Regions from separate parts of the Mus musculus genome. Here region 1 is linked to region 2. The links are chromatin loops, found by intact Hi-C in ENCODE. Cell type or tissue: heart. All regions are shown on one strand. Each heading gives the region's core, and the rest is flanking DNA. Links, peaks and the distances in the headings are about the cores only.

Region 1 (10,431 bases), core at 2,704-7,703, 69 kb before region 2:
GAAGAAGAAGAAGAATTCTACCTCAAGAATCTGCTGAGCTCGGAGTTCTTTAAACAACAACAAAATAAACAAACCAAAGCCAAACAATAACAACACAGGACAGAAAAAGAGAAGCTGTACCAAGTGCTGGGACGTCCCTCCAAGTTCTGTTCCCAGCTTCTGGCTTGTCCCCACTGGCCCATTGACTCCGGGAAAGTAGGCGGAGAGCATAGTTCTGAAATTAATTATTTTTCAGGAAATGAGACAAAACCTGTTTCCTTTAAACACTCTGATTTTGCATAGCATCACGTGAGCCCAGTTGGCCTGCTACAAGGAGCTGATTCAGCCCTTAGAGAGGATGGGCCAGTATCACTCCTGAAGTATTCACTCCTGAAGCCCGGAATACAAGACATGTCACTTCCTGATGACCAATAGGGATAATCCAGCCGGAGGCCAGGTTGCACACATGTGTGACTTAGTGCTGACTGTGGGAGAGCCAGGGGCAAAGATGTTTGAGTTCAGCTCTTCTAAGATGCAGCAGTCAGGTCCAGTAAGGATAAGTGGGAATCTACATTCAGGAGGCTGAGGCCAGCTTCTGATTAAAAAAACAAATGGGTAAAACAGGGACCTAGGAGGGAAAATAGTGACAGATGGCAGAAGCCACAGCCAGCAATGGAAGGCACAGGACTGACAGCTGGTGCCTGACCAGCTTCTAAATATTTATAAACATATTCAAAACTTTTAAATTAGATTTACTTACTTATGTGTGCATGTTCTCACTCGCAAGTGTGGAGGTCAGAGGGCAATTTGGGGGGTGGGGAACTGTCTCTCTTGTCAAGTGAGTCCCTAGGGTCGAATTCAAGTCAATACACGTATTACCCACTGAGCCACCCCCGCTGGCCCAAAGCAAGTAGATCAGTTGTTATTTTGTGTGTGTGTGTGTCTGTGTTGGGGGCAAACCTATGCTACAGTGCTCATGTGCTGGTCAGAGAGAAGCATGGTGGGCCTGTTCACCTTCATTTGGGTCTGGAAATTGAACTCATGTCATCGAGGTTTTGCAGAATGCATTTTACCCATTGTGCCATCTTGCTGGCCCATGAGCACATTTTTTTTTTAAATTGAGTAGATCATTTTCTTTCCACTGACACATAATCAGAAAAGGGTCTAATCACTGACCAGTGGCAATAGATGGTTCTTTTTTCTTTTTCTTTTTCTTAGTGAGGTTTTGGGGGTTGGGTTTTTTTTTTTTTTTTTTTAGTTTTTGATTTTTGGTGTGTGTACCACACAAAGTTATCCTCAAAAAGGGTGACCCTGATCTTCTGATCCCCCTGCCTCAGTTCCCAAAGGCACTGGGGTTACCTGCGTGCATCACCAAGCCCCGCTAGACACTCATTTTCAAGCATCACGTGTCCAGAGTTCAAGAATGGTCCATCAGACAAGCCCGCTCTAAAGAGTCCTGTGTTCCCGAGTGGGCAGTTCAGGTCTCAGCAACTGCAGTTCAGATGTCATGGGGGCTCACACAGAGCATCGCATCCTGCTGCTGCCTCTGATACTCATATTGATCCTGCAAAGGAGAGTATTCTTAGCATCACTATTTTTATTCTGTCTTCTTCTCGATGTGCTGAGGATGGGACCCGGGGCCACACGTAGGCTACGCATTTCATTATTGTAATCGTCAATACGAGACAGGGTATTACACGTAGCCCAGGCTGGCCTCAAATTTAGCTGTATACACAAGGATGACTTGCAGTTCTGATCCTCCTGCCTCCACCTCCTTAGTGCTAGGATTTCAAGAGTGTGCCACCCCACTGAGGCTTATGCCCTGCTGGGAAGAAACGCAGGTAGGGCAAACACTCTACCACTGAGCTACATCTTCAGACCCTATTTTAAGACTTATTTAACTTAATTAGTTTGTTGTTTTTGGAGAGAGTTTCATTAAGTTACTCAAGCTAGGTCTGGAGATGCAGTGTAATGGAAAAGTACTCAGTTCCCATACATGAGGCCCACGTTTCGACACTCACTGATAACAAAAGAAGGTTGCCAAGGTGACCTCAAATGTGCCATCCTCCTGCCTCAGCATCTGAAGTATCTGGGGCCATAGGCATCTGCCTCCTGTGTACCTAGCCAGCATCACTGTTTTTACATTTAAAGAAAGAAACTGAGGCCCAGAGAGAATAAGACATTTTCCCAAGGTCACACAGTTCAAAATGGCAGAGAAGCCAAAAAAAAAAAAAAAACAATAAAGACAGATCTGATGAAATCTTATCCTCTTTCTAAATCCGTGAATCAAGCTATATCCTGGTGTCTCTTGAGAGAAGAGCTTTCCAGTGGACTGTCAGCAGAAGGGCTGGTGAAATCAGCATTGGCCTATACAGCTGAGAGGCTAGATGTATCCATTCCCCGTGGCTACTGTAACAAATTGCCAGGAACTGCTGCAGGGCTTAGAGAAACAAGGTTACAGTTTTGGAGGTCAGGTAGCAGCTTCTCCCAGGCTAAAATCAGTAACAAGTGTGAGGACCCTTAGCAGGTGGGAAGTCCCTTCTGGGCTTTCTACCACATAATCTATTCCTATCATTTCCAGCTTTTCTAGGCCGCTAACATCCCTTGGCTGTCACAGGATCCCTTTCAGAAGCTTTCTCTGACCCCTTCTTCCCCTGCAACATCTCAGATACGACCGACCCTCCTACCTTCCTCTGACAAAAGCCCCTGTGACCTCTTTGGGTGACCCTGATCTCCAGATTCACAGCTTGATCATACCTGCAGTCTACCACCTAAGGTCCTGGGTTCCGGAGACTTGAGATGTGAACAGCTTTGGGCGCCCATTATCCTGCCAGCTCTTGGAAATTCTAGGTGTGGGTATTCTGAGCCAGGGCTGCAGAGACAGCCCCAGTGCTGGCAGATCCAAGAATAGAATCTTCTCATTTTTGAGGCCTCCCCTGAAAAGTCAGAAAGATCTTCCTCTTAGTGCTCTGTGAAGGTTGGATGTTTGCAGCACAGGATTCAATAGACAGCATCCATTATCCAACCCCAACCCCGATGTCCTGTGATAATAGATGCTCTGGCTAGGGTTCCTACTGCTGCAATGAAACACCATGACTGTGTGTGTGTGTGTGTGTGTGTGTGTGTGTGTGTGTGTGTGTGTATTTGGCTTAGGCTTCTACATTACTGTTCATCATTGAAGGAAATCAGGCAGGAACTCAAGCAGGGCAGGAACCTGGAGGCAGGAGCTGATGCGGAGGCCATGGAGGGATGCTGCTTACTGGCTTGTTCCTCATGATTGTTCTGACTGGTTTCTACAGCACTCAGGACCCAGAGGTCCCCACAATGGACTGCACACACACACACACACACACACACACACACACACACACACACACACACACCCTACTAATCACTAATTAAGAAAATGCCCCACAGACTTGCCCACAGCCTGATCTTATGGAGGCATTTTCTCAGTTGAGAATCCCTCAACAAATATAACTATAACTTGTGTCAAGCTCACATAAAACTAGACAGCACAATAGGTAATAGAAGTCACTGTTTGAGATTCGCATCTTTGGATCGTTTCCCCTAAGGACACATGCCTCCGGTCCTGGTGAGGTAGCAGCGTGGTGGGATAAGGAGGCAGGCAGCTCCTGGGTGGGAAGAGGTAAGAAAAAAGAAACACATTAAGGCAGAAGGTTGGACAGTGTGCGATGCGACTCTTTTAGTTTTCCTCTCAGCTCAGCTTTGGCTGTTAAGTCCTTGGTCTCTCCCCGCTTGGAAGAGACAGACCTGCCCAGCTAGATTAGATGCGGTGTAGGGGCAGGTCTAGAGCTGAATCCCGGCATGGAAAAGTACCAGTATTCCTTGCTTCCACCTCTGGGACTCTCTGAATGACCTGCCTCGAGTCTGTCAGGGTGAAATGCAAACTATAGGCCCGGGCTGTGCCGGGTGGAGAGGTTGAGGGAGAATGTTCAGGAGGCGAGGCGGGGCGGGGCGGGGGTGGGGTCACCCAGGCCGGGTTCAGAGTAAGGACGTGAAATGTTAGCAGTTACTCTTGCGCTCCGAACCTGTTTCCAAAAATGCCCTTTTCACTTCCCAAATCACAAGCCATTTCCCAATTAATCCCTTTCTATCAGTGCAAATAAGAAGTAGCAGTGTATAGAGTGTGATTGGACTCCGGAAGTATACAGCTCGGGAAGTATGTACCCAGGAATTCCAAGTGAACTTGGCTGCAGCCAAGCTGTGCGGTTTATCCAGAAAGCGGACTTTCAATCTCTCTCTCTCTCTCTCTCTCTCTCTCTCTCTCTCTCTCTCTCTCTCACACACACACACACACACACACACACACACACACACCAGTAGGAGGCGCCTTTTAACCCCAGCCGAATCCTCTGACACCCGGCTGCCCAGGGACTTCTCAAGCCTTGAACTTCAAAGAGCTGGCTGCGCACCCACGAAGCCACCCAGGTCGAGATTCAGAGCTGGCAGGGCACATAGATCTGTGCCTGGAGTCGTGGGGTTCCCAGGCAAACTTCCAGCCAGGTGAGGCGCCACTCAGTTCAGATCACCCTCCCCGGCTCCAGGCGGAGGGAGAAGCCAGCCTGTGATTCGCTGGAAAGTTTTCTGCCAAGCTGGGAACGCGCCCCTTACGGGAACACTCCCGAGCTAGACTAGGGCTCGAAGTGGCGATCCGGAGGGCGTCCGGGACACCAGAGAGTGGGAAGCTGACCGAAAGCGTGAGCTGAGAGGCTGGGAAAACTTCCCTTCCTTCCTCCTTCCCTCCTCCGCCCATCATTGGGCTTGGCTGCCTGGAGCCGCAGGAGCGGCGGCCTGCGCGCACAAGAAGGTGAGTTTACAGCCAGGTGAGGTCGCCGAACAGGGACTCCCAGCTCCCATTATCCCTCAAGTGCCCCAGTAGACAGCCATTCCCCAGCCTCAGAGTAGGAGGTCCGGGACCCTGCACTGCGTTGCAGGGCCAGGCCCTCCAGCCTGCTCCGCCCCAGGGTCCGGGTCCCCGCCTGGTGGCGTAGGGCGCAGGGTGGGCAGGTGGGCGGTGCCTCCTGCGGGCGCCCTCGGTCCCTCCCTCCTGCTCTCGCTGCTTTGGGCCGCGCTGGCTGATCGCCACAGAGGTCCCCGGGCTGCGCGCCCTCTCCACGCTGTGCTCCCCGGCTCCGGCTCCGCGGCCCGCGATTGCCTGGGGTGGGGGTGTCGCGAAACCCCCAGCCCCGGGCCTGCGGACAGAGACCAAGCGTGGCCCTTTGCCTTCGGGGTGAGTCTGCGTCCTCGCGCCGAAAAGAGCACGGTAGGGCCCGGGTTGGGTATCCGTGCGTCCGGGAGCATCATGTCGGACATGTTCCTCAGGGGACTCCACTCCGCCCCCCCCCCCCCCCCGCACCCTCTGTAGCCGCACCCGGCTGATGTGGAGTTCTCCCGCCTCCCCGCGTCGCTCTGGCTTTGGCCTCGAGGGCCCCCTGTTGGCGGGGACAGGTTCCATCCGCTTGTGCCTGGACAGAGCACCTGGGCACTTTTGAGAGGAAAGAACTTGGATAGGGCACTGAGCCGGCCGTGGGAGCCTCTGTCCTAGTAATGTAGGGGTGGACATTGTGTATTCTTACTTCCTTCTGACTGTTACCGGATTAAGAAGCAATCGAGGGGTGGAGAGCCAGCGGTCCTCCAGGGTCCTTAGTTTCTTCGCCTGTAAAATAGGAGTGACTATAGGAGCCCGAGGAGCCCTAGGCTGAGGCTAAGTATTCGCAGACCAATGACTGTAAATTAAGTTACAGGGTGCAGGGGAGAACAAAATACCGACGACATAGTAAGTTTGCTTGTAATTGATATGAATGTTGTGGGTGCATTTGAGGAGGGAACGCCAAGTTTGATTTGGCCACTTTGAGAATTTTTTTCTCACGCACAAGGTAGGAGCAGGAGACCTGTCAGTGGGGGACCCTGCAAGGTGGTGGGTTTCTCCTCTGATGATATATGTGACCCTGAGCCAGGTCCTTGGCCAATATGGAAACTTAGAGATGAAGTCAGGAGTGGAGTGAAGGGGCAGGACCTAGGCGAGTTAAGCAGGCTTGGGGGGGGGGGGTAGGGATCCCCACCTGTCCACTTCAGGGCTTCCTCTAGTTCCTCTAGCTTTTGTTTTGAAAGCAAACTTGAAGGTTGGCTTCTTAAGAGAAGGGTCAAGAGCTTTCCCACTGAGACCTGTCATTCAAAGGTCCTTGGGGGGAGTTACTCCTTTCCAAATATCTCCCTCAGAACCAGATCAAAGGTTCCCCCAACCCAGACAGAAAGAAAAGGGTGAGCAGAGAAAAAGAGACTGGTGGCCATTCTGTTGGTCATTGGGCATCACCCAAAGCCAGCCCTGTCTAATTGGGAAATCAAGGAAGTCAGCGGTAGATATGACAAGGGCTGTGTGATGATGGTGAGCCAAGTCACCTCACCCCCTCTGAGCCTGTCTCCTCCTCCAAGTCTGGAGTGCCGACCTCCTGGACTGCAATAAGGCTTTGGTGGCACACACTCTGTAATTACTGTATTAGGGGGGCTTAGAGAGAGACGAAAGTGGGTACTGGTGTAGTCATCAGGACGTTGGTATCCCTGGAGGACAGGAGAGAAAGATGTCAGAGCAGACGAGATGACAGGAACAATAATATGGAGGTCTATAGGTGTGCGGATGTGCTGGCTGGGGTACCATTTGAGTAGTGTGCATGGGTTTGTGAGCAGGTTGAGGGGAAAGTTAAAGGTCTGGGGGTTTACGATGAGATGGACTGGATAGGCAGTAGGGTGAGGGAGCTGCGGGGACGGGGGTGGAATGGGACCATCCCACAGAGGTGAGCAGAGGTAGACCAAGCATTTTGTGTAAACCAGGAGCTGCCGACAGTGGACATTGTAGACACACATCCTATTCTAGGTTTTAGGGCAGGGAGTCGTCTGACCTTACCATTCAGATAATTCTGGTGTGAGGGTTGGGGCAGTGGTCTCAGGAGTAGAGTACTTGCTTGTGATGCAAGGCCCTGGGTTCCATCCCTGGCACTGTACAAGTCACAACAACAGCAATGAGACAGTCTTAAACTTTTATTCAAAAAGACAGCCAGGAGCAGGAAATCTGGCTCTGGACAGTAGAGACACTGAGGGGCACTGTGTAGGAGACCATACAGGAGGCAAGGATCAACTTGTGACCTTCACATGTGACTGATGATCGAGGGCATGATCCCTGGACTCTGTAGGAGGCCCAAATGGCTGCTCTCTTTCCTACCAGAGAGCCCATGAGTTCCCAGGATATTGTCAGAGCCCCGGACCCTCCAGCGGTTGCTTGGGTTCCTGACGTCACAGGTTCCGGGCCTTCTCTGGCCACAGTGAGAACAGAAGAGGCCACTCCTGCTGATGTCCTCCAGGAGCAGTGTGGCCTTTCGGGTTTTTTGGGGTGGGGCCCCTGATGTACACCAGCATACTTCTGCATTTTTGCCCTTCCCTGTTCTGAGTGAGGCTGGCAGGGAACCTCTCCCGTCTCTTGTTGCAGTTGCAGATCAAAAAGAGATCCCAGGGCGGATTCTAGGGAGTCAGCGGCCCTGGGAAAGTTCCAGGAGCTTCCGTCTCTCCACGGGGCGTGAGGAATCTGCATCTGGCTGGCTGCTTCCTTTCACTTTTATGGTCAATGCCCTGGCACTCAGGGATACATCCTGCACTTAGCAGCCTCGGAAACACCCTCCGTGTGTGTGTGTGTGTGTGTGTGTGTGTGTGTGTGTGTGTGTGTGTGTGTGTGTGTGTGTGTGAAGTCTCTCATTGCCTGGAGGCAACAGGAGGATCCTGGAGTGTGGCAGGTGGAGGGGAGCGTCTAGCTGTCCGTACACCACATCCATGGGACCCGCTCATGTAACTCAGAAAGACCAGAGACCTGCAGCAGATAGGTGCGCATCTCCCTTCTGGGGTCCTTCATGCGATCCTGGGGGTGGGGCCTGGTGGTCACATGGGGGACAGCTTGGATGATTCCATAGTTTCTGGGTCTTTCTGGACGTTCCATCTACTCCTGCTTCCTCCCAGCCTGGACAGGTGGCGCAGCCTAGCATGGCCTGACAGTGTATTCTCCCCCCCACCCCCCCGCCCCCGCGCGCGCGCATCCCCTCCTCCAGCCCTTGGCGCCAGGCCTCCTCTCCTGGGAGCTCTTGTTTGGTTTTCCTTCCCTGCCACAGGCCAGGCTGCCCCGACCATTTCCAGATGGTCCAAGACAGGGGCCAGAAATCTCACAGGTGGGTCTGTGCTAAGCTGTTGCAGCCACCACACCTTGGGTTGATTCTCTCAAGCCCCAGCCCCATCTCAGAATGGCAGCTTGGCCCTGGCACTCTGCCTGCCTGCCGCCGTTCAGCTGTTCCTTCCCTCTGGCTCCTTTCTCCCCTGGCCTAGATTTACAGGCTCAGCTGCCCTCACATTTGCATGCCGGTCACTTTAGGACCTAGGATGTTGGAACCAGCAGCAGGGGGACCTTAGCTTCAGAAGTCCAATCTCCTAATCTTACCAATAGGGAAACTGAGGCCTGAGGAGAGGGAAGAGCATGCCTGAGATTAAAGCCAGGTCCAGGCCTTGGTTTTCCCAGTTCTGTCTTAGATGATTTATTGTTATATTTTATTTACTACTGGTGTGTATGTGTAGGTGCGTGCACGCCAAGGCATGTGTATAGAGGCCAGAGGAAAACCTTTGGCAGTCAGTTGTCTCTTCTTCCTTGATTTCTGGGGGGGATGGGAACTCAGGTCGTCAGCCTTGGCAGCAAACATCTTTACCTGCGGAGCCATCTCACCAGGCTGTCTTGGATGTTTCTCAGAACCCTCCTGTTTGTTTGTCTGCTGTGTGACAATCTCACGGAGCCCAAGCTGACTTTGAACTCTGTATGTAGCTGAGGGTGGCTTCTGGTCCTCCTGCCTCACCTCCTGAGTATAAGGGCTATCGATATCCAACACCACACCCAGCTTATGTGGGGCTGGAGCTGGGGCCCCTTGCTCGGGTTTACCATTGTCAGATCCTGTCTGCTCATTGTCATCTGGAAGGGGGCTGCTGGTGACATGTCTGACACTCCCCTCATCCACTGAGCCATACAGGTGTCTCTGCATCTGCAGACTAAGGAAACCGCTGCTGCTCCAGATGTCAAACACACACATGCCTTGTAAGGACAGGAAGGGACTGTGTCATAGACCCAGCAACACTGGCTGTAAAGCTGGCTGAACTTACTCTGCAGTGCTACGTCTGGTTTTGCATCCTGAAGGGACAAGTTTTCCCCTACACGCTCCGACATGCTAGACTCATGACCTTCTAAATGGTGGCGATCAGCAATTCAGGAGTCTGCCTTTTAGGGTCAGTTCAGTCAGGACACTTCCTTGACTCTAACACAATTCAAGGTGCATGGGGCTTCGTGGTCCACGTTTCCGTGTGTGTCGAGGAGACATCTGATCCTCATGAGGTCTTTAGAAAGAGGAAGCTGGCATTTGGATGGGGCTGCTGGGAGCCCAAGGTCACACAGAGGAAGAGTCTAATTTTAGCTGTGTTCATTTTAAGCCAACCAGTGGTACCACCCCTGGTACCATGGCTTCGCCAGACTAGGCATCCCTGGGGTGCCTGATTTGGGCTTGTTCATTTCAGCCCTTCTTCTCAGGAGCAGGGGGCGAAAGTAGAGGCTGAAGAGATGCCTCAGTGGCTAAAAGCACTTGCTATACAATCATGGCATCAGATTCCTACTTTCATGTAACAGGCTAGGCATCTCTCCTTTGCTGGTAACCCAGATCTGTAGGGTTTACTGGCTTCCAGTCTAGATGAGAAAAACAAAAAAACAAAAAACAAAAAAACAACAACAACAAAAAAAACAAGAACAAAACCCAAAAAACAAAAAACACCAAGGTTCAGAGAGAGACCTTGCCTAAAAGAATAAGGTAGAAAGTGCTAAAGGATGACACATGGACCCTCTTCTGGCCTCTGCACATGTGCACTGGTACACACACACACACATACACACTAATGGGCACATAACACTTACATGGGCACACACACTTTAAAGATTTTTAAAAGATGTTTTAAAGAATCAAAGACCAAATAAAATGTTCGAGAACTTGCTTCCTGGGCAAGGGAGATCCTCCTGTGGGGATCAGACTTCTGGGAAGGGACATTTGTAGTACATTGGAAGTCCTGACCAGACGATAGGTGTCTTCCAGGCTAACACTTGTCCACTGTGGGCATCTTTTATTTGTTCGGGTTTATTTTATTTTTTGAGACTGGGGTGCCTCGTATCCCAGGCTGGCTTTCATTAGCTATATAGACAAAGATGGCCTTGAACTCCTGACCCTCCCGCCCCCACCTCTCCAGTTCTGAGATGGCACGCATGTGCCACCGGTTTATATAGCATCTGATCAGTGGGTTTGACGGTCAGTTAAATGTTCTTGCCCTGTCTTTATAAAAAGTGAATGAGAGGGAAGACTGGAAATCTAT
Region 2 (10,431 bases), core at 3,380-8,379:
ACATATGCATACACACATACATTATACTGATCACACATGCATATACACACAACACAAAGTTAATTAATTAAAATGTAAGATAAATGCCCATATTATACCAATATTCATCACAGAGCTCTACCCACTGGGGATGAGGAGGGCTTTAAATAAGTTTTCCATCTTCTGGAAGCAGAACCCAAGGACCCTGTAGGGAAAACAGCACTAATAGTCACGTGATAATGATGGTGAAGCGTGGGAGAGACTTGCTCTGTACGTCCTGAGCTCAATCCCCATTCTCTCAATAAAATAGGGAAGAAAAAACAAAAACCAACCAAACAAAAAATGAGGCCAGAGATTTGCCCCCAGGGGTTTGTGCGTCCCCCACCCTAGGCATTTGATCCCAGGGGTTTGTGGGTCCCCAGGCATTTGACCCCAGGGGCTTGTGGGTCCCCCCCCCAGGCATTTGACCTCAGGGGCTTGTGGGTCCTGACGGAGAACTCCATGGGACACGTGTACTTTGAACATTTCCCTTCTGTGGAGAGAAACAGGTCACTCTGTGCAATCCAGGTAATTGAGAAGTAAAAAACACAAGCCCCTGCAGAACCCAAAGAAATGCTAATATGTGCATTGCACTGAGTGTGTGCAGAGAGCGGTCTTGCCGAGGCTGGAGCAAACTATTGCTCGGTAGACAGGAAGAAAGTCTAACAGATGATCTGGTTCTCCAAGGGAGGGGAAGTCTATGCATCCAGGACTGGGGAGATGCTCAGTGGGTAAGAGCACGTGCTGTCCGGGCATGGGGGGCCTGAGTTTCGGTCCCCAGTGATCATGTTAAAATAAAAAAACAAAAAAGTCCAGTGTGGCTAGGCGCACCTATAATTACAGTGCTCAGGAGTGGGGTGTAGGCAGTGGGGTAGCTGGAACTCACTAGCCTCCGGTTTAGCCTTCTGGGAACTCCAGACTCAAAGAGAAAGACCCCCCCTGCCCCATATCAAAAACAAACAAACAAACAAACAAACAAACAAACAAAGGCAGAAAGAGATGGGACAGAACACCTGAATATTCTCTGGCCTGTGCCCTGACACACAAAGACAAATTAAAAAATCTATAAATCCAGATTTTCAAAGTAAATAAAAATAGTTGGCCCACATTGGCCTTTGTGTAAATGCCACAAAGTTACAATTCTTCCTTAGAGGCTGCCTCCTTCACTACACTCAGACTTTACACAGGCGTGGGGAATTCGAACTCAGGTCCTCCTGTCCTTACCAGTCTCAGGCCAGTCTCTCGGTCTCTTTGTGGCAGTTGAGACTCCATCTCTAGCTGTAGGGATGGCATGTGAGCCAATCAGAGACACTGAGAAGCAGCGAGATCTTCAGGTGGATCCTCTCAGTAGGGCGCCTGGGGTGGCAGGGGAACTTCACGGTTCCCTCTGGGATTCAAAGCTGAGAGGATGCAAGGGCTGGAGCTATGACTGCCCTGTGGTAACCACCCTCCCGAGATTCCATCTGGGGTCAGAACAATTGCTGAGAGCTAAAGAGCGGCAAGACCTCATGACATCTGTTTATGGTGACCAGTGAGTCTGTTCTCATGCTGACCCAGTTCATGCTGTTGTTGGGTTCTGTCATGCTGCAAGAAGTTTTTGTTATAATATGAAAACCATCAGACTTGAGCTGACCAGGGGCCATCTTTGAGTCCCAGTACCTGCCTCCTGCATCCTGCCGCACCCAGCCTGTCTCCCACCCTCTGTCTCCTCAGCTTTTTCCTCCACCTTCCCAAATTCTCTCCCTCTCTGCATCCCGCAATCCTGTAAGTTCTTCAAGACTCAGGTGGAATTCTCCTCTTCTGACCCATCAGACCCTAGAGGCAGAAGGCTGTCTCGCCTGTGTGCCCCATCTTTTCCTCGATGTTAGAAAACAACCTAGACTACCAGCTTACCAAACCAGAAAGGTTTGTTTGTGGTCCTGGTTTTACTGGTTCCAGCCGACATGTTTCAGGCCCCATGTTTTGGCCTTGTGAAGCCGCAGAACATCAGGCATGAAGTATGTGTCAAAGTCAGTTTGCACAGCTTGTGATGGCTGGGAGGGAGAGGAAGGAAGGGGTGTGGAGAAGGAAGGAGAGGAGGAAGAAAAGAGAGAGGGAGGAAGAGAGACTCCCTTTAAGGGCATGCTCCTCCCGAAATTCCCACCACGTCTCAATAACACCATGAACTGGAGATGAAGCCTTCAACATGAGTGTTGGGAGTCATTTAAGAACAAGGCCGCAGCCCCCCTTCTCTACTCCAGTTCCAAGTCCCACAGGGCAATGAGTGCTTCTGGAACCCAGTGACCGGGGATCATTCCTGTCTCTCAGCTCTTGACTGGTCCAAATTCAGACCTGGGTTAGAAAGGACTATCTCTGAGGCTTAAGTTTCTGAACAATACTCGGTTCCCAGGAGAGATGAGAAGACAGGGTAAAAGATGAGGGTGGACCAGGGCTTGGAGAGAAAAGAGCGATTGTTCTCAGAGAGAAAGAGAGTCTTTGCTGGGCGTGGGGAGGAGACCGGATGCCATCAGTCCAAATGGAGTGATTCAGAGGAAACCTGAGGAGAAAAAAAATGACCAGCGAGGCCCCAACCAACCTGTTCGGGAAGGAAGGGAAAAGTTAGAGCCAGGAATGACACAAAACAGTCACCTCACGCCCCACATCTGCACCTCTGAGATGACAAAGGCACCGGGAGAGCATCCTTGCAATGCCATAAATCCTCCAGGAGGTGAGGGGTGACAAAGGGTGAGGTCACCTCAAGCTGCTGCCTGGAACAAGCTTTCTCACCTGAAGCGGCTCTGCCACTGACAGACACACACCCAAAGCCTTCTAGAATCTTCTGTACGGAGACAAGGGCACCTCCATGAAACGTTCCTCAGAGAGCCACTGTGTGCCCGAGTGGACTGGGCGTCGCTCACTCATCGGTCACAAGTGGGCGAGTTATCTGTTCTCACTTCCTAATCTCCCTGGGCACACAGTCCCCACGCCTCCTTCCCTTGGGGCCCATAGCTTCTGTGAGTGGCAGAGCGGCTAAAGCTGACGTCATCAGTCAGCTGCGAAGAAGCCCACAAAGGCTCCAGGCTCCGACTGAGATAGCTCAGCTGATGAAGGTGCCCGAGGCCACGCCTGATGGCCTGAGATCAACCCCGGGTTCCTACACAGTGAGAGGAGAGATTTGACTCCCTTGAACTGCCTCTGACCCCACACCCATGCACTGTGGCAAGCATCCCTTCCCCCACCCCCGCAAATAAATAAACTGCTTAAAACAGCATAACTTATTCCAAACAACAAAAAGCTTGGGCTCCCCACTACTGTACACCCCTGCTTGGGGCACCACTCTTCTCCCCATCCCAGTGGCTCCCACCTTCTCATTTCCCTCAAATCTGACTCACTCACTTATAAAAGAAAAGATAATGAATGTAGCACGCTCCAGACGTTGCCCAGAGAACCTGCGACATTGGGGGAACAGAAAGACCTTTGTTACCATCCGGTTCCACACAGTCTGTGGGTCCCCATGGTGGTCCCGGTCTGGGGTCCCATTTAGGATCTGTTGCCTATTGGAGCTGAAATGCGATGGGTAATATCGATGATTGACTCAACAAGGCTCTGGGAGCATCAAGGAGACTGACTTCATCAGGAGACTGACTTCATCGCAGGCCTGGGAGGGAGGTTCTAGATCAGCTTACACAACCTGTCACTTCCTTTGATCCAAGCCATGAAGCCTTACAGCTCTCCTGGCTGGAGCTGAAGCCGGGATTCACCTCCTGCTGGAATGCAGGGACTGAAGGGGGACCATCCAGAGGTCTCCAAGGAGGGGACAAGGATAGCCAGGAGAGGTGGCTGGGAGCAATGAGATTTTGTGGAGGCTGAAGTTGCAGGCGAGAAGTCAGACTCTGAATGCAGTGGGAAGAACAGGGCGCTGAGGGCTCCCCAGCTTGGAGGAGGGGTGCAGACCTGAGATGGCCCCTTCTCCCTAGACGGTGTCTCTGCCCAGAGGGCGGGGTAGCAGGTAGCAAGCAGATATCCTTCTTTTGACAGCTGTCAGTTATGGTGCCTAAGAATTGACCCTTCCCCTATCACTCATCTATCGATATTCCCTGCTTTACAAACAGGTTATGATTCAATATGCTTGAAATAAATTGAAAATGTCCAACTCAGGAGATAGGACAGCAAAGTGCTGAGCTAGCATAGGACCATGAGCTTGTGACCTCAGCTTGTAAACTCGGGGACATGAGCTTGTAATCCCATCGCTGGAGAGGTGTAGACAGACAGGGGCCCCTGGCCTCACTGACCAGTTGTCTCAGTTTTATGGTGAATTCCAGAACAATGAGAGACCCTGTCTCAAAAAAAAAGGGGGGGGTTTGTCTCCTGAAGAATGGCAGTCAAGGTTGTCTTCTGGCTTTCACATGCATACAGACATACATGCAAGTCGGCACAGACATCCACAGGAAGGAACACCTGCACACTAGAGGGGGGGATAGTGTAAGCAGAAATGCCTTGTGGGTACACTTAACCTGTGGAACACCAGGCAATAGAGCCCATTATGCAGAATACGATATTTTCCTCAGTGAGGGTGTGACAGACAGCTGTAGCCCACGGCTGCTGCCAAGCATTGAGAAAGGGGGTCATGTTCTCTAGCCCAGGAAAGATCAAAATGCAGAAATGCAAATTTTGACTCCTCCTAAACACATAACTGTGTCACACCTTTGTCACAGTCAGCAGTCACAGATCCTGCCCCCCACCACACCCCCGGCCCTGCTCTGTCTCCAAGCTTCATTCTCAATCAAAAGGACAGCGATTTCTCAGAAATTACGAATGTCACCGACATTTCCAGTACCCCGCTGCTGCAGTCACTCCCTTAAGTGTGTCTGTGGGTCCCCATCCCCTGCCTCCAAGCCACTCAGAACTCAATCAAACAAGTTGGTTATAGACACCGGAGCCTTGGATATTTTCTTCTAAGGCGGTATTTTTGATACCCTCCCACTGTTTAAGGAAAAAGCCTTATTCCTCTGCCCTGGAAACGCTGTTATAATGCTCCATATAATCTGAAAGTCAGTTGAGCTGACAGCTTAGCATTCCTTCACTGGAGATGGCTGGCAGCCACGTAGGATGCAGAAAGTCGACCCTGGGCAGTGGTCCCAGGTTTCGCTGAGTCCTGTAGTATGAACAGATCTTTACTGGTGATGTCTGCATACAGATGCGAATAGAGGTGCGTCTTCCCAGAACATCCTTGCCCTGTGCCCACTGGGCAGGCAAGTCAGGTTTGGAGTCACAGTCTGATGTGTATAGGGCCCCTGGCAATGCTTGGAGAGACAATGATGGAAGGGAGGGGCTGTGAAGTTGGAAACTGTTGGTCCCTAGCACAGAGAAAGAATCCCGGTTCTGTCTGGCTAGTTCACTTTACACCCAACACCATCCTCACCCTAGAGGAAGTGGGTAAGACTGGGTGCTGACCTCCAAGATTCTCCAACCTCCCAACCCACCTGTCACCACACCCTCTCCACAACGTCTTGATCACACTGTTATAAAAGCTTGTGGGGCTCCTGAGCCTCGTTTCTTCCTCTAGGAAATGAGGCGTCCTCGGGTTGCCTGAAATACAGTCATACCCGACTCCTACCCGCGCGCGCGCACACACAAACACACACACACACACACACACACACACACACACACACACACACACACACACGGGCGGGAGAGAAAGAGGGAGAGGGAGAGAGAGAGAGAAAGAGGAGAGAGAACGCTGCATGCGGCCACGCCCCCGCAAGGCCACGCCCCTCACCTGCTGACCTCGCCCGCCACGTTGTCATGGCGACGCACGTACACAGGCCGGGCAGTCGCGCGGGGCGCGGGCCAAGCTGGAGACTCGGCAGAGCGCGGCGGGCCGCCTCTTCCTGGGTCTGGCAAGCAGCTCCTAGTCCGCAGGGCTCTCGGAGGAGAACAGAGCCCCAGCTTCCTCCTCCTGCCAGGTGAGTGCGGTTCCAGGGATGACTGGCAGAAAGCAGTGGCGAAGATAGGAGGCGTGTCCCTGCCCGGAGTTCTCCAATACAGGCTCCTGTTACAGGGCACTGTTCAGACACCAACCATTCCACCTTAAGTGCAGTCACACCCTGTCGCCAGACGCATCCCACATCCCTTAGGCCCCAGGATCGCCCCCTGGTGCCGCTGGAATTAGAAGGGGACTCTTTCCCTTAGGGGGTCATCCACCAGCGGGCAGAGAGATCCCTTACCAGACCTCACATGCCCAGCTATAACTCAAAAGAAAATGTACAGCTGGCTCCCACACTAAGTAGCCCTCATCAGAATATATCTTCCAAAGTCTGCCTCTAACCCATCTCTAATCCATGGTTGACGGAAGCTGTTTGGCTCATATCACAGTATCAAGAGAGAACCAACACAGTTTAACACCCTCAAATGAATACAGTACTTTCAGGCAGATGGGGGACTGTACAGGACTAGACAAAGGTGGAGAAACACCACCTAACCAAGGCAGTGAGAGAAATAGGCTGAGCTTCCAAAGCTCCGTCTAGGATTGATCCCAGAGAGGGAGGGAATGAAAGGTAGTGTCCTCCCCAGCCAGAGCTGAGCTGCCTTCCAGGTATCATTTTGGCCTTTCAGTATTTACAGAGGACTTCCATCTGCCTGTCGAAGAAGCTCCTGGCTTAGGAGATGAAGTAGTGGCCCAAACTGTCAGGATGGCAGAGGGCCCCAAGATTTCACCCTAAAGCGAGAAGCTGATAAGGGAGGGAATAAAGGCAGAGACTCCTAGACCCTCCCCATGCCTTGTCTGTCCTGCATCAGCTCTGGGGTCCGTCATGCAGGTGGGTGTGCTGGGAACACAGTTCCCAGGAGGTCAAGGCAGAAGAGTGAGACGTTCAGGGTCATCCCTGAATGCCTGTCCCCGATGAGGCTCAGTACAGGGTGGTGATGGAGAGTAGAGACCCTGAGTGTCCTTGTCACAGCTAGAGGGGGTTTCGTTTCTATCTCCAGCCTCTGTAACTCTGCTTTCCAGAAGTTTCTCGGAAGAAACAAAAATGAGGACTTGTTCTTAGACCTGGCGTTGAGATGTCTCCCGGGCGCCTGGATGCAGCTCGGTTATTATTAAAACAGAAAGATACATTATCATCAATGTTTTAGGAATGTCGGATGTCACTGAAGTGTTGATTTTTTTTTTTACCTGTGCAGAACTTATTTGGTGTGTGTTATAAGAGAGAAGTAGGGATGGATGAGTGGGAGGGACAGAAAACACGGCATTCTGGTCACAGTGGTACACACCCATAATCATAGCACCGGGAAGGAGACTGGAAAATGAGTTCATTTATACTCAGCTATAGAGTGAGTTTGAGGACAGCCTGGGCTACCTTGAGAACTTGTCTAAAACCCCCAAACCCAAGAATGATGACAAAAATATTAGCAAACTCTCCAGGTAGTGAGCTCAGAGGAATTACACCTCTACCCCTTCCTTTTCTTTCTTTTGATGTGTCTGGGGTGGGGGTGGGGGCATGGCAGCACTGTTCACACTCAGTGCCACAAAGGTCAGAAGAGGGGATTAGATCCCTGGGAACCTGGGTGATGGATGACCGTGAGCCACCATGTGGATGCTGAGAATCAAACCTGAGCCCTTTACAAACCTGAGAAGACAGTGCTTTTAGCCTCTGAGCCATATTTCTGGCTCTCTTCGCTTTTGTTTCTTTCTTTGTACCCTCACCTACCCTCAAACTCACAATCCTCCTGTCTCAGCCTCCCCAGGGCCAGGTCACAGGCACGCACCACCACATCTGGCTCTCTGTCCACTTTAAAGATCTCCGTATATTCGACATTTTCCTCATAAGATGATGGAGGGAATCTGTGCAGAGTCCTGATCACATAGAATCCTTCATCTTCGTACTTTGCCTTTAGAAGTCAGTCCTTGGACCAGGGAGATGGCTCAGCAGGTAAACGTACTTGCCAAAGGAGCCTGGGGAGGTGTGTTTGAGTTTTGATCCCCATCACCCACCCACAGCGGAAGGAGGAAACAGATGCCTGCAAGTTGTCCTATGATCTCCATATGCTTACTGAGGTGTACAGATATCTCAGTAACACACACACACACACACAGTTTTAAAATAAAAATCGAAAGCATCCTTTCCTAATTTCAGTATATGGAGAAGTGCAGCAACTTACAAAGCAAGAATCAGTTGAAGCCTGCTTTTTCCATTGGCTGACTCCTGGTGCTTTGAACTCACTGGGAGCCTGTGGGTCTCTGACCTGGAGTGTAAGAGGCCCAACTTAGCATCAGTAATAGCTGATGGAGTCTGTTGTTGCCAGGCAACCTGGGAGAGAGTAACTCACCCGCAGTGTCTGAACTAGTAAGCGCTGGGTCATAACCAAGCAAAAACGAGCAGTGGGTGTCACGAGCAGTGGGTGTCACGGAGAAGAAGGCCGAGGGAGGGGGCAGCCGCTGTCTGTGACATTTGGGTTGTGGTTGGGATATTTGGAGCTCTGTTTTGTTTCTCTAGTTAAGAAAAAACATCGGGAATCTGGAGAGGTGACTCGGGTTAGTTAGAGGTTCTGGAGAGGTGACTCGGGTTAGTTAGAGGTTCTGGAGAGGTGACTCGGGTTAGTTAGAGGTTCTGGAGAGGTGACTCGGGTTAGTTAGAGGTTCTTACTGCTCTTGCAGAGGGCCCAGGTTCAGACCTGCGCACCCAGGTGGCATGGCAGGTCACAGCCGCTTGTAACTTCAATGCCAGGGGATCTGATGCCCTCTTCTGACCTCTGCATGCCCCTGCATATACCTGGTGCACATACATACCCTCAAGCACATATATGTTCACATAAGATAAATAAATAAATTTATTTTTTAAAAAAAAAAGAGTACATTCTGCTGATGTTTAAATGGACCAGTCATGTGAAACCGCGCCAATTCCTCCCCCAGCCCCAGACCCTTTTCTATAAAAAACCCATAGCTTTCAAGCCTCATGGTCGAATCCACTGTCTCCTGCATGAGATACTTTTCGACCCGGAGCTCCACCATTAAACTACCTTGTGTATTTACAGAGAGAGAGAGAGAGAGAAAAATGCCTTGAATTTGATTATCATATTTCAATGCTTCTCTGTTAGTGATCACTATTAGGAAAGATGACCTTCAAAAGACAGAGCTAGTCCATCACCTGGACACTCCCTGTCTCCCTCTCCCTCAGGACTCCATGACATCAGGAGACCCCAATTCATCCACTCAGGCTTAGAATGTGTTTCTCTAACCAAACCCTTTCTGGACCCTCCTGTAGGGAAATCAGAAAGAATGAAAGCGTATTTGAAGAGCGCTGATGGCTTTTTTGTCCTGAATAAAAGCACCACAATCGGCAAGCATGCAGATTCAGACCTCGTCTTACAGGTGAGGTACACGGCGTACGCCTGTCCCATGCACCCCGCCCCCCCAGCTCTCCTCCATGTGAGGTAGACTTGAGTCTCCCTAAGCCCAACTGCCACAGGTAGCAAGCAGCCAACTCTGTCCTTGGACAGCCAAGATCCATGCAGGAATCTTCCCGATGGCAGAGGGGAGCTGGCATTTGGTATCGGAAGGTGATGGGCCTTCTGTTAGTTAACAAACTCATGTCCTTACAGGTCCCAAATTGCCCCCCTGTCCAGAAGCAGCGTTCTGGGGGAGCTTAGAAGGGGTGCGCGGGGCAAGTACATTGAAGTGTTCTTCTTTACCATGTGCCCAGGGAAGGGTCTCTTTTTCCAACACCCCTCCAAGGCCTTCCCTTTCCATAGCTTGGCTCTAAGGGGCCCCTGGAGCCCAGGAAGCTCCAAGGTGAAGCCTTGGGCTTAGCCGTAGTCTCTCGTAATTGAACTTCATTTTCTGACGAGCTGTGGTTTGGTGGTCCAAAGCCTCAATTCACTGACAGCTGAGGAAGTGGAAGAAAGAGATGAATAATGAAAACAGAGACTCAGAAGCTCTTTAAATATTCAAGCAGGCTAAAATATTTTAGAGAGACGTGGGATGGGGCCTCCCACAGCAGAGGAGCTAGCTTCCCTGAAACCTTGCGCCACAAGCCTTTAATAAGCTTTTTTTTTTTTTTTTTTTGAAAAGGGAGACGGAGTGTGCCCCTCACACTGTTTCCTGGGTGGTTATGCTAGTGTGATGTATGTATAACAGCATCAAAGCAGTCCAGAGCACGGGCCGTATGTATGTGTGTAGCAGGGGTTGCCTGTGGAGGGTAGGTACCCATGATTTTATCATGGGTGCAGATTCATTTGCAGAAGCCAAGATGCCAAACAGCTCACCACCGGAGATCTAGACACCACTTCCTAGTTACAGTGGCCCCTCCCACAACCACCCCTAAGCCCTGAAACCAGTACTGTCTTCTCCACGTCGATAATTCTGTTGTTTGAGGAAAGTTACTTTAATTAAATCATACGGTGTGTGATTCAGGGTTTGATTTGAGTTGGTTT

The links. A loop is a pair of places that touch in the nucleus more often than their neighbours do. Peaks named below come from ENCODE experiments on the same cell type or tissue, not always from the same donor. Only the 100,000 strongest peaks of a DNase experiment are listed, where the experiment ranks them.
Region 1: it touches region 2 in a loop (3-fold over the local background); 33 of 42 quality-filtered maps call a loop at or near these places.

Annotation. Positions count from the first base shown.
Region 1 is chr4:142,078,864-142,089,294 of GRCm38, reverse strand. It overlaps Tmem51 (transmembrane protein 51), which reads left to right and starts at 4,991. Exons shown (of 3, transcript NM_145402.3): 1 at 4,991-5,233. It overlaps Tmem51os1 (Tmem51 opposite strand 1), which reads right to left and starts at 4,997. Exons shown (of 5, transcript NR_027137.1): 1 at 4,321-4,997; 2 at 3,482-3,614; 3 at 2,737-2,915; 4 at 2,001-2,419; 5 at 1,194-1,543. In heart, for the core only: CTCF peaks have their summits at 5,231 and 5,451 (motif pointing left); DNase peaks (open chromatin) are centred at 4,814 and 5,414; H3K4me3 peaks cover 2,967 bases; H3K27ac peaks cover 2,645 bases; H3K27me3 peaks cover 711 bases.
Region 2 is chr4:142,010,484-142,020,914 of GRCm38, reverse strand. Fhad1 (forkhead-associated (FHA) phosphopeptide binding domain 1) reads left to right here and starts at 9,264. Exons shown (of 32, transcript NM_177868.4): 1 at 9,264-9,370. The coding sequence starts at 9,278. It overlaps 4930455G09Rik (RIKEN cDNA 4930455G09 gene), which reads right to left and starts at 3,017. Exons shown (of 2, transcript NR_131014.1): 1 at 2,785-3,017. In heart, for the core only: a CTCF peak has its summit at 6,138 (motif pointing left); a DNase peak (open chromatin) is centred at 5,864; H3K4me3 peaks cover 1,202 bases; H3K27ac peaks cover 1,745 bases; H3K27me3 peaks cover 2,507 bases.